Regions from separate parts of the Homo sapiens genome. Here region 1 is linked to region 2. Evidence: chromatin contacts called from ENCODE Hi-C or POLR2A ChIA-PET data. All regions are on one chromosome and are shown on one strand. The core of a region is the stretch at or near the end of the contact, and the rest is flanking DNA. Distances in the headings are between cores, read along the strand shown.

Region 1 (6,442 bases), core at 3,166-5,665, 260 kb before region 2:
ATGCAGGAGAAACATGAGGCCCAGTAAGTTAAAGTGATATATCAAAGGTCATATGACTCAGCATGACAGAATCAGGTCATCTTGACTCTCCATTGCCTACTCCAATGTATAACTGGGGTCTCTGCTTAGGCCAGGGCAGCACCTAGGCTGGAAATCAAGTGGTGGGCACCTCTAGAAATGCTTGGTGAGATGGTCACTAGGTGACTATCAGAGTTTGCAAATTTTAAATCTTGCAATAATTCATTTTGTAACTATATTATATTGATATTCATCAACACTAACTGATTCATTCTTGCAACTTCTGGTGGTTTTTGAAACGTGCTTGTAAATTATTTGACACTCTGCACATTAAGAGACAGAGTCAGTATCCTCACCTCTTGAACTTGGGCGGGCCCTTGTGGCTGCATTAATGAACAGAATGTAGTAGAAGTGTGACTTCTGAAGTCAGATTAGAAAAGATCATGCAGCTTCTACCAGTGTCTCTTTAGGAAACTTACTCCAAGGCTCCAGCTGTCATGTAAGAAGTCTGGTTACCCTGGAGCCACTTTGGGGAGAGATCATATGGAGGAGATTGAAAGATAATGATAGATAGATAGATAGAAGATGATAGATAGATAGATAGATAGATAGATAGATAGATAGATAGATAGATCCTCCAGCTGTTTGAGTCCTTCAGCCCAGGTTCTAGACCTGTGAGTGAATAACTCTTCAGAATGGCCCTAACCCAGCCACTATCTTTTTGCACCTTAATGATAGACCACATAAGAACCACCTGGCTGAGCCCAGCCAACCCTAGAATGTCATTGCTTTAAACCACTGTTTGGGGTGGTTTGTTACACAGCAATAGCTAACCAGAGCACATCTTATCAATTTATCTAATAGGAGTTTATATTTATGCAAAAGTCATAATAGTATCCTGTAATCTGGGACTCCCTTGTCCATGCTTTTGGCTTGAGCTCCCAGTCCATATTCCAGGTAAAGTTATTCCCTTGGTGGCAGTGACTCCAAGAGCAGATATTGTTTCTGAAACAGAAACATAAATAGTCTTCATCAATGGCAATTGTTGTTATTTCCATTATTAATGAAACCATACTAACCAAATTAGGGCTGAATGTGGATATTAATTATTCTTCCCCTTCACATCCTCTCCTGCCCTTACTTGCTCTTTAGAAGCCTACTTTATAAGGAATCATGGAGTTTTAGAAAGTAAAAGCGATCTGGGAGACATCAGGACCCACCCAACTATTTTACAGAGGAGGAAAATGAAGCTGGGGAGAGGCTACCACTTGCCCCAGCCTGCACAGTTGATAAGAAGGCCAGGTGGGACTAGAACACAGGTCTCCAGGCAATCAGGTCCACATCCTTGATTCTCTCTTTCATCTCATTCTGTCTTGGACTGAAAATGGACTCTGCCACTTTTAGCAAGGACCCTCCTGAGGAAAATCCAGACCCTGAAGGCTGACCACTAGGTCATCTCATAGTTGAGAGGAAGCTGACTAGTGTCCTCTCAGCCACCTAGTATGACTCTAGGTCAAATCAAGATCCCATCCAGGTTAATACATTCATGTGAACAGCTATTAAAAACAAACAGAACAAACCAAAATGGAACCAAAACAAGCAAGGTTGGTGCTTTTTCTTTTTCACTGAAAGTGGGAAATAAATGAGAGTTGTCTGTGCTTCTTGATATTAATCGTGTGAGGTGGCAGAGAAAGATGTGGGACTTGAAGCAGATTCAAAATTCTCCCTCCCACCAAATCCAAAAAACACCAGAGATTTTTGTTCATTTGTTTTTGAGAAAACAGGCAAAAGTCTTCCAAACCAAGGAAGGAACAAGCATCATACCATACACTACTTTGCAAAGTGCGGTCAAAAGCAGAACTGGAAAATACTTGGCATCATCAAGTGGCTTCCCCCAGAAACAATAAGGATGGAAATGGGGTGGAGCTGGGTCAGAGGGATGTGGCCTGGAAGCTGAGTGGACAGATTCTAAAAAGTATTACTTAAATCCCCAATTTTAAGGAAGTTGATGAGGAAGGCTGATTTCTAGCTTCCTAGATGCTCAGAACACATTTTGGGGTTGCAATAAAAGTGGAAGTTATTGGTGAGGGCAGTGGCAGGGGGTGATGTCCTTCACGTTAGAGCCTCTGGAGGTTGGAAAGTACAAAGACCAGGGTGAGCATAAAAGGAAGTGATTGATGGAATGACTGGACCTAAACTGCTGTGGAAACTGGCCTTCACCATCCCACCTCTCCCTAATCCCATGGGCAGAAAATGGCAGCTTTTACCTTAAAAGCTGGAAAAATAATCCTTTTTTATTTTTATTTTATTTCAATAGTTTTCGGGGAACAGGTGGTTACAGGGATAGATTCTTTAGTAGTAATTTCTGAGATTTTGCTGCACCTGTCACCCAAGCAGTACACTGTGCCCAGTGTTTAGTCTTTTATCCCTTACCACCCTTGCACCCTTGAGAAATAATCTTTTTAAAAAGCAAATAAAAGCTGACTGGAAGGGGCTGAGGCTTCCAACATGGGAGTAACATCTTAGAGCAGGGGTCTCCTTGAATTGGTTTGACTTCTCCCACTCTCACAGAAGAAAGCAAGATTTACCCATCAGCACCCCCTTCCACAGCCAGAGAGCTCACAGTCACACCTTCTCATTCGCAGAAGGACCCCAGTCCCCCATTTACTTCAACTTAACAACCCAACCTAGAATGCATAAATAGAAATGAGCTGCCACAAACACCATTCACTCAGGAAAAGAAAAGGACCAAGATAAGTCAACAGAACAAATGAACTTGGAGGAGGTAGAACAAGGAAAGGAAAAAGAACTAAGTAAAAACCTTAAACTCTAATTATCCTCTTGGAGAACCAAGATGATACGTCCGTAAAACAAAACCCACACTTTGGGAGGCCAAGGCAGGTGGATCACGAGGTCAAGAGATTGAGACCATTCTGGCCAACATGGTGAAACCTCGTCTCTACTAAAAATACAAAAATTATCTGGGCATGGTGGTGGGCACCTGTAATCCCAGCTACTCAGGAGGCTGAGGCAGGAGAATTGCTTGAACCCGGGAGGCAAAAGTTGCAGTGAGCCCAGGTCACGCCACTGCACTCCAGCCTGGTGACAGACCGAGACTCTGTCAAAAAAAAAAAAAAAAAAAAAAATCTTCTATTAAAAAGGAGCAGTTGAAAACCAAGAGTTTGTTCTAAATCCCTTTTAAAATATATTTACTTTTTATTATCACAAATATAATACATTCAATTTTTTTGAAACCAAAAGTCAAAGACAGAAAAAATACATTAAAAATTCAAGAAGAACTTGCAGAATACAGAGTAAAATGACCAAAATAAAATGGGTAATTGGAGAAAAAAAATACATAGGGTCAATTTAGGTGGCTCAACATTTACATTGCAGGAATTTCAGAAAAGGAGAAGAAGGAAAACAGAAAGCAGAAAATTATCAAAGAAACAATTGAAAAAAATCTCCCGGAGTTGAAGAAAGATATAAGCTTTGGATTGAAAGACCCCAAGCACTGAGCACAATGAACAAAGAGTGATCCATAGAAATAACCTCTTGGAATTTCAGAGCACCAACAATCTAAGGAGATCCTAAACACTCTCAGAGAGAAACAAGAAACAAATAAACAACAAAAGAATAAGAACCAACTTTGGGAGGCCAAGGCAGGTAGATGACTTGAAGTCAGGAGTTTGAGACCAGCTTGGCCAACATGACAAAACCCCGTCCTATTAAAAATACAAAAGTTAGCTGGGTGTGGAGGCAGGCACCTGTAATCCCAACTACTCCAGAGGCTGAGGCAGGAGAATCACTTGAACCCAGGAGGTGGAGGTTGCAGTGAGATGAGATCACACCACTGCATTCCAGCCTGGACAACAAAGACTCCATCTCAAAAAAAAAAAAAAAAAAGAATAAGAACCAGATTGGCATCTTTCTCATTAGCAGTTTGCACCTCTGAAACAGAGAGGAGTTAGCTTTAAGGATTCTCAGACCCTGTTTAACTCAAAAGCTTATGAATCCAAATTTCTAGCAAGTGTGAGCATTGCCATTGAGATCATGCGACCCTGGCAATCTTGATGACAAAAATGGCTGGGCTCTATTTTCTGTTGTTGTTGGACAAGAATCTCCCTTGATATCTGAAGCTAAGAAGTGCTAAGAACCTCATGCTCCTCCAACAGCATTGCAATAACTTGCTCCAACAGAAGGCCAAGTCCACATAGATTAACCTTGATGTTCACGTAGAAAAAGGCCAAAGACCTCACACACTGAAGGCCAGCAATCCCCTGCAAGCCCTGCTCCAGCCCTTGAAGAAGCCAGCAATCATTTGGGCTGTGGCCTCCCACAGAGGAGTGAGTCTTCTCTGTTTTGCAAGAAAAGCAGGAAGTATGTTGAAAGTCATAACCACAGCAAAAAACTGCCACATCAAACTGAGAGGTGCTCTCTAAACATGGAGATATCATTCACCACCAGGAACCCAGATGAAAGTAAATCCCACTGTCCACAGAGTTACTTACACACCTGTTCATGTCTTGGCCAGGATTTTATCTAAAATGAAGTTCTGTGTGTAGTAGGTTATTAATAAAAGCAAAACAAAGAGAAACAGAAACTTCTACCCTCACCTGTCCAAGAGAAGCCACACTCGTGGTGAGATCCTGTAACAAATGACAATTAATTTGACCTTTCTAACTGGAGTGTCTGGAATTGTGGGGTCAGGTTTTGAAGATGAGAGGCTGTAACTAAGAAATATCCACTAGCTGTTAGTAGAGAGTCTACAACCTTGCCTTTTAAAGTGTAGTTCTCAGAGCAGCAGCAGCAGCTGCTGCAGCACCAGGAGGCTTTATGAGACACAGAGTCTTAGGCCACAAGCCAGACTGCCTTTCACCAAAATCTCCAGAGGATACATTTGGGCATTAAAGTTTGAGAGGTGCTGGTGTACAAGACCTGGGTGGATGTGGATGTGCATGTGCTGGGAGGGACCCTTCTTGGAATTTTGTACCAAAGATTGTGACCCTCTTAGGCAATCAAGTCTGAGTCATAGAGGAGGCCCCAGAAATTCAGCCTAGAAACGCCTGTGTTTAAAAACAGAAGGCCATGGCTTCCAGGAAGGATGATCTATTTTATAATACCGTAAGGTTTCAAAATGACTACAGCCCCCTTATCCGCCTCCACTGAGCTCCACACCGTCGTCTACCCTGACACTCTTGGTGCTGGAGACATAGGGGTCCGGAGCAAGGCAATCACAGGGGACAGGAACCTTGCTTTTTGAGACCCTGGGCCCCAGAACAGCTCTAGCCAAGGCTCCCACACCCCTCATTCTAGAAATGAGGGTTTTCTAGAAAGTCAGGCCTGCATGCAGGGAAGGGAGGTGAGGGTGCCCATGAGTGAGCCGCTCAGAAATCCCTTCTCCAGCCCCACTCTCTCAGTGACCCCACCTGGACATCATCTACTCTATCCACAAGAAGCGGGTTCAGCCGAGGGGATTGACCAGAAGCTCAGGTGTGAGCCTGAGGGCTGACTGCTGGTTATTTTTCTGTCCTGGAACACCTGACCCACCTGCCTGTCTTCATGTCGCCAGTGTGGGGAGGGAGAGAGACAACTAACTATAACCAGGAGGGTCCCCGCAGTGGCTCCGGCCTCGCCTCCCCTTTCTTGCCTGAGACACTAACTTAGTTCCTGGTTTGGTGCCTGTCGGCGCCTCCATTACCAGTAGCTTAGCTCCCACCGTGGGGAGGGAATCAAAGAGGTTGTGCCGCCCTTGCCATGTAGCTGCCCCTGAATCTCATCCAGGTCAGTTCCAGATTCTAAACTGAATTTTTTTCATGATATTGTCAAAACAGTGAGGAAACATTTTTTAAAAGCCCTATAGAAAAAAAGAAGAAGAAAGAAAGAAAGAATTGGGTTCAGCTGCAAATAACAGGAAAAAAAAATAGTGGCTTAAACCAGTGCCTCTCAAACCATCCTGTACACAGAAATCACCCGGGGATCTTGTTAAAATGCAGACCGTGATTCAGAAGCCCTGGGGCTGGCCCTGACGTTCAGCATGTCTAATGGGCTCCTGTGCGATGCCCAAGCTGCTGGTCCACAGAGCTCACTCCATAGGGAGGGCTTCAGCAAGACAGGAGTGTATTCCTCAGCCACAAGAAACCTGGAGTCTGGCCCTCCAGACTATATCCATCGCTGGTGATGGGACCATTGGTACACCAAACCTCAGCAACATTCAATTTACCCATCTAACAAATCTGCATGTGTACCCTCAGAACCTAAAATAAAAGTTGAGATAGAGGAAAAAAAAGAGTTTGTTGCTTTCAGCCTCTTGATTAGTGAGATGGAAACAAACCATCAATACACAATGCTGTCTGGCTTCCTCTGTGTGGAAAGTGCGGATAGGGATTGAGAGGGTCCTACTTGCCAAGGCCACAAGTTTGGG
Region 2 (7,261 bases), core at 2,773-5,272:
AAAAGCAACCCACAAACACAGTATCTGGAACCCAGTAGGAACTCACAAATGTTTGTTGAGATGTTCCTGTTTATCTCCAATTTAATTCTGCAAGCATAGCTCAGAGCTTCTTATAGCCCAGCCATACTATGTTATTATATAATAAATATTTCTTCCTTCAAGGAGCTTGCAACATAGTAGTTGGGAAGACAAACTCATATAAGCTGGCTAAAAATGACATTTCCGTTTGAGTTCACTTTATTTTTCATATTTTATTTATCCATCCCATTGAGAAAACTTCCAGTCATGAACACAGCTATTCATGACACAGCTATTCAGCTCTTCCAATAGGACTACACAGCCCCAGCTTTGTAGGCAAAACTTTCTGAGCAAATTTAATTTTTTGTTTACATTTTCTATGATGAAATGCAATTGGTGAACACCCTTACATTGCCAGAAGTCCATGGAAACATTTAGTGAAGACCACAGATCTAGGAAGACCCACATTTCTGAATAAGACACTCTTAAAGGTGCTCCATCCTTGTATAAGCTGTCAGTATATCTCTTTTTGTAGTTTGCCACTTGTAATAATAATAAATGTACATCTCTGGACACTTCTACTGCAGCACCTGATGAAAATTCTGGTTCCCTGTCCAAGACAACTCTCAATTTCACAATCATCACACTCATCCCCAACTTTTCCACACTCCTGTTAAAACCTAGCCCAAATTCCACTGCCTTCTGGAAGACTTTTCTGAATCTCTCCTCTCCAGCCTCAACAGAAGTGAACTATCTCGCACCCTCTCTGAACTACCCTACTACTTACTGTCTACTTTGAAATTATTCTGCAAGCTTGAATTCTCCCTTCACTTGATTATAAGGCCATTTTTGAAAGAGACCAATCCCATCTTGTTCATTATTCCCTTCCCCATTGTGTCTTGCGAGTATCCAGATTTCCATTAACAGCTGCTGAATATACAGACTGAGCTTGTGGGTTTAACTGAAATGTATATGCATAAGGGAGTATGGAAAGAGGAGCTGGTGCGTATCATCATCTTTACAATCAATTTTTCTTGTACTTTACAAGAAGGTATTCCCCACAACCAATTCTTAAAATTTTTTGAGGTAGACTTCTCATTTTGATGGTTTCGGTGTTTGTTCCCTTTGGGGTGTTGTTAATGCATTGAGATTATCAGTGAAACTAATCTATCATTTGGGCTAAGTAATTGCCAACATCCACACATTCTTAGAGGGAGTTGTATTTTATGGTGAACCACTTCCTTGCTTGACCTGCTTTAATGCATGTGATAGTGATTTCACTAATCTAGTTTGTCAGCACTCTCCAATACCCTGCTGGTCACTAGGGTGTTTTGAAAGCAACTGAAAATAGCCTCTTGCCTACTTCAGGCCTACTCAAATGCATATCTCCTGTAAAGAGCCCTGTAATCTGGGCCCTTCTCTTCTATAAGGTCTTGGCTACTTTCTCAGCAGCCAAGGTGGGGCAAGATGGGGAAGTTGAAGAGAACTTGTATGGTAGAACTTCATGCAAGAAGCCATGCTGCAAAGATCCTGTCTTCTTAAGAATAATGTCCTAAAATAATTTCCCCTATTTTCCACCTACTACCAGTTCAATATTTATCAAACTTTTCTCTTTCCCATATAACCTTTCAGATTTTTACATTTTCTGTGTATCACCTATTTTTTTTTTACTTAATCATTTTCTTCATTTCCTCTTTCTACTTAAGTAAAGCCTCACCTTAGTCCCCCTGCATCCCCCCAAAATTTATAGTGCAGGGGCAGCTGGGGCTTTCTGAGTCCCTCCACTTCTTCCCTCAGATTTTCCCCTCAGATTTTTTCCTCAGACTCACTATCATGGCCACAGAACCTTGCACACAACAGGGGTTCTGTAAATAGTGGCAGAATGAGTGAATCTGTTGGCATCCCTGAGGAGGCCATGATCAGCTTTCCATTCCTCCTTTTGCCAAGTCTAGGTTGCAAACACCCTGAAACTGGTGGTCTTAGTATGATGACTGGGAACTTATAAAGTCATAAGTCTCATTTCATAATAATATAAAAAGAATTTATCTTCATTTTATTTATGTTGAACTCTGCTAAAAGGTAAAAAATGGACTTGTGTGCCTCCCTCCAAATTTACACACACACATACACTCACACATACACACATTTTAAAAAACTGTCACAGCAATTAAAATAAATAAAAACAGAGCCTAAGAAGATCACTAGTAAAGTAGGATGGAGCTGTTCTCCCTCACGGCTCGAATTGTTTGCTTTGGTGACCAACCCGCACTAGTAAACAACCTGAAGTACAAGTTCAGCCTTTTCATGAGCCAAATTCATCACTTTTGAGACTAAAATTCATGTTCAGATTTGCTGACACTATTTAGACAGCTTATGTAACAACACTCAACTCTGTTGGGTAGATTGGCTAATGGTGATTAACCTCCTTGGTATAGAAGATTTTAGATTAAAGCAGAATTTTAAATTACAATAACTAGCTGATGGAGTTTTGCAGAACAAATTTTAAAATCCCCAAGCCACAAATGTAATATTTGCATTATACACACGCTCCTTTCATTCCCTTGAATTGATAACACTTCGCAATCACAAGATTTGGCCTGGGAGAAAATAAACGAGCTTTTCAGCAGTGCAAGCTGATGACCAACTTTGTTTACTGATCAGTCATAAAAGTTTTTATGAACTTCATCTCGCACCCACAACACCTTGTAAAGTGACCCTCTCACTATGTGAACACAACGAATGTCTACAGAGGAAAGAACCACGTATTATGAGGATTAACTACTGGAATGGAATGTGTCTATTAATAGCTCATAGTAGGCACTAAATAATGGCAACCAAATTCAACAACACTCACTAAACAGAAATGGGGAGGTGGGATGGTAAAGGGGAAGTTTAACTGAGCTTGGAAGGGGTTAATATTCAGGGTTGAGAGAATCTGCCCTTAGGAATCTTTCAAGAAGACAGGGATCCTGCCCAAATGCCATTGCAGTGCCAAGGGTAGGGAGCCTAGCCAAAGCTGAAGTTGGGCATACCCACGCCACTGCCTTCAGGCCATCATTCCGTGCATTGGAATGCTCCAGGTGACACACAGGAGAACCTTGTTTACTGTTCTTGACCCAAGGCTTGAGATCCTTCTGTGGGCAAATGCCTGCACATCACCTCTGTATCATGTGAGTGAAGGACTCTGAGTCCCTGGTATTTGCAATAATCGATCTCATCCTACACTTGTCCTTCCAAGCCAGTGTTTCTAAGAGTGGTCCTGATCTGTGATCACTCCTGGAACATCGGTTAAAAAGTGCAGATCCCAAGGACCCAAGCTAGACTTGTGAATCAGAATTTCTGGAGATAAGGCCCAGGAATTTGTTCAACAAGCTTCCATAGTAGTTCCAGGCATATGGAACCTTTTGAAATTCACTGCTCTCGGAGAAAACCCATGCTTTTTGCATTTTTTTTAAATGGAAAAATGTTGCTAGAGACTTTTAGCTGGAAATATAAGAGAAGATAATAACAACACAGTAATAATAATGGGCGGAGTCATGGGGAGGGGTCGTTTGAAGCTCTATTTGAGAACCTGCTGGCATTGGTGTTGTTGGCCTGTCTCAGCCACCCTGATGCTCAGGTAGGAACTCCTGAAAAAAAAAAATGTCTGGGCCGCGCCCTATGAGACCATTGAAAGGTCTGGGATGTCCATTCATCCTTGGGGTCACCTATGCCACAGGAAGTTCTGGACAAGAACTTCCCAACAATCCATAAGCGGACGCCACGAGGCGCGAAGCGCGTTGGTGGCCACACGCAACTCCAGGCAGCCCAACCCTCCCGCTACCTTCTGCAACTGCAGTCAGCTCCCAAAAGTGAACTGGCACAAAAAGGTGGGACTTCCGGCCCTGGAAGCCAATGCGCATGTGGCAGTCAACCGGTTACGCAATACTTCCTGTCGCGTGATCCTGAGGACCAATGAAAATGCATAATTGCAGTCCACGTGCCTCGGTTTCCGTTAGCAACCAGAGGCTTCTAAACAACCTACCCTCCTTCCCCATTTTCTGTGGTCCAACTACCCTCGGCGATCCCAGGCTTGGCGGGGCACCGCCTGGCCTCTCCCGTTCCTTTAGGCTGCCGCCGCTGCCTGCCGCCATGGTGAGTAACCGACCCTCAGGCGCCGCACCGCGCACAGGAGAGAGCGCGGCCGGGGCTGGAGACACTGAGCGGGTGGGCCCGGAATGATTACGTGGCCTCGTTGGGTCTGGCCGCACCTCAGCCTCCCTGAGAAGGGGAGCTGCGCCGGGCGCGAGAGATTCGGTTAACCGCAGCCCAAGCCCTTCTGGGGTAATCCTGGGTGAAGCCTTTTCCCAGCAGCCCAGCTCCGCCGCATCGCTTCGTTTCTCTCCTGCCTGCGGGGGCTGGAGCCAAGGCACAACTCTTAGGTGGCAGGTGAGGAGAGATAGAGGAAACTGCTGCCGGCCTAAGGTGCACGGCAGGGTTCTTAACTCTATTTCAAGAAGCTCCAAGTTTACGCACACACACACATTAACACATACGCAGGGTTCTCACTCAGTTTCAGGAAGCTCTAAGGTTTACACAGACACACGCGCGCGCGCGGTAACCAGAGGAGCAGGGAGAACGAATCCAGCTTTCTGTGTGATTGAAATCCAACTTTCTGATGTGGAGGTGACTTTAAGAATCCCAGCACCCCGTATTACAGCTGAGGAATTTGGGTGACATTTCCTTTGTTTTGGCTTGCTCAAAAAATATCATTAATCCCTCCAGCGAATATAGCATGCCATCTTAAATACCAGTCATACTTAGAACAGTGCACAGCACTGAAATGTTCAGGAAAACGGATGAAACCAGGGTTGAGAGCACCACCTGAAATAGCTACTGAAATACTTCAGCAACCAGAATTTCTATTTAGTCCACACTGTGTTCCAAGCGCTGTCTGGGAGCTGAGAAGACACCTGTGAGCTAAACAGATTGCTCCCTCCCCTTCTTGAGTTTAGAGCCTCTCCACTCATTCTCTTGATTTCCCTAAAATATCAGGAGAACACGTTGAAAACAAATCACAAAAAAATTGGTATCTCTTCCTGTTCTATCTTCTGTCATTCCTTTCCATCAGTTAACAACTGAGGCTTTGGAATCAGGCTCAGGTTCTTCATTAGTAAATTGCAGATAATAACTACACAAGACTGTTAATATGATAAGTAAGATAATGCGTGTAAACAGTGCAGTACCTGTGAAAATATTAAGCATTCAGTATCTGATAGGTATTATTAAACTGTGCTCATTTTTATCATTACAGTTTCCTCCTTGTACTTATCTTAAATTGTATATGGATTTGTGGGCATGGTTAAGAACAGGGAACCCTTTCTGGTACCTTACCCATTTCTCTTCTATCCCCTTCCCCCTAAACACACATACACAATTTGTGGTACAATTTCAAGACACTAGCTTGGCAATGCTCTGGCAGGATTTCTTGCTGTATGTTTTCAGCTCTTTTTATTATTATTTTAACGGAATATTTCTACAATAAAATTCAAACAAATTCTGACTTCCCCACTTGGATACCTCCCATTGTTTCTAACCATTTTAGGACTGATCATCATATCTACCTCTCATTTAGCAGATAGTAAAACTAATGTCATTGGGGTTAAGTGACTTGGTAACAGACTGTTACCAAGGTAGATAGTTGCATAGCTAGACCTAAACCTGGTTTCTAATCCAGTGCTTTGTCTATTATACCACATATCTACCTATTCCATTTCCTCTCTAATGATTTGACATAGATACATATAGTATATGTGTGGAAGTAAAGGTTTGTGAATAGCCGTTTCCTAGGCTGATGCTATTTTTCCTTTTGAACTCAGCTGTCCACTTTTACCCCCTTTCTTCATTCCAATCCATTTTAAAGGAACTTTTCTGTCATTTACCCTTCTCAGTTTGAGTAATTTTTCCTTCTTGGTCCTGGGACAGTCTTAACTTTCCTTGAAAGGAGGGAAAGGAATGAACAGATAGGAATTGGCCACCTGCTGGCACAAGGCACTATGCTAGGTGTTGTGCATTATAAGAAATGGTTCATGCCCTCATAGAGTTTACAATCTACTTGGAAGAGCAAGACCTGAAAAAAAAGATAATCAATAATACGAGGTAGTAATCAGCCTGTGACGGTACCAAAGAAGTAGCAGAGATTATATATGCTAGGTTTTGGAGGAAGGCATACCTATAGAGTTACTGAGGGCATATTGGGAGATGGCACAGAGTAGGTGAAACAGGTTAGGCCATGAAGGGTGGGTAGGAATTCAGTGATGTGGTGGAGCATGTGTGTACTGGCTGGTGAGATCCAATTGTATGCATTTCTTCTTACCTCTTCATTCAGTGACATTATATTGGTGGCTTGAAATCAGCCATGATGGAAGTATTTATGCCATGGAAATCAGCAGTGCTACAAATCAGGCCCCCCTACCTAGAAAACCTGCTGTTAAATATTTACCATCATACCACTGGGTAGGATTCAGATTCTCAAATAGGAATGGAGAGATACTTTAGGATCAGAGTAACATGAGTGAAAGTCAAGGCAGGAAATTTTAAGTCATGTTTCAGGACTGATGAGCAGACTAGTGTGGCTAAAGTAGAGTGTTCATTTAGTAGAATCCTGGGAAACAGGGTAAGAGAGTTTGGGAGGTTTTGGGAGAGCAAAGAGTGTAAATGTAATACTATAGACAGTGAATAATTATTAAGAATCTGGGCCGGGCGTGGTGGCTCACCTCTGTAATCCCAGCACTTTGGGAGGCCGAGGCAGGTGGATCACGAGGTCAGGAGATCGAGACCATCCTGGCTGACACGGTGAAACCCCGTCTCTACTAAAAATACAAGTAATGAGTCAGGCGTGGTGGTGGGCGCCTGTGGTCCCAGCTACTCGGGAGCCTGAGGCAGGAGAATGGCATGAACCCAGGAGGCGGAACTTGCAGTGAGCCGAGATTGCGCCACTGCACTCCAGCCTGGGTGAAAGAGCGAGACTCCGTCTCTAAAAAAAAAGAATCTGTATTTATGCTTTGTTTTTAGCAAATTGTGACATTGTTTTGTGATATTTCTAAATTGTGGGATATTCTTGCCCATACTAATGTGTGACTATCAGAGATAATATTGTCTCTAATGTAGGTAGTCAATTATTTTTAGTGTGTAATAGAAATCTGTCTTGTTATTCACAACTCAAGTGCATATATGACTGTAACCTGTTGTACTTGAGTACCTT

The links. A loop is a pair of places that touch in the nucleus more often than their neighbours do. ChIA-PET counts read pairs that join two places held with the same protein, here RNA polymerase II (POLR2A). Pooled maps may share reads with other maps.
Region 1: a pooled map shows a loop between it and region 2 (2.9-fold over the local background). The contact joins the enhancer-like site here to the promoter of LZTFL1 in region 2. A Hi-C loop is called at or near these places in 2 of 37 single-sample maps with no recorded cell type and 7 of 50 pooled maps. POLR2A ChIA-PET finds 5 or more read pairs at or near these places in 2 of 52 experiments (MCF 10A and activated CD4-positive, alpha-beta T cell).

Annotation. Positions count from the first base shown.
Region 1 is chr3:46,096,569-46,103,010 of GRCh38, reverse strand. No RefSeq gene overlaps it. Among named protein-coding and RNA genes, the nearest start is that of XCR1, 72 kb to the right of the region's middle. RefSeq lists an enhancer at 5,262-5,371. Within about 2 kb of position 4,415, at least 21 of the 41 ENCODE cell types and tissues checked have a DNase peak (open chromatin) inside an H3K27ac peak, as active enhancers do.
Region 2 is chr3:45,838,880-45,846,140 of GRCh38, reverse strand. It overlaps LZTFL1 (leucine zipper transcription factor like 1), which reads left to right and starts at 4,022. Exons shown (of 10, transcript NM_020347.4): 1 at 4,022-4,152. The coding sequence starts at 4,150.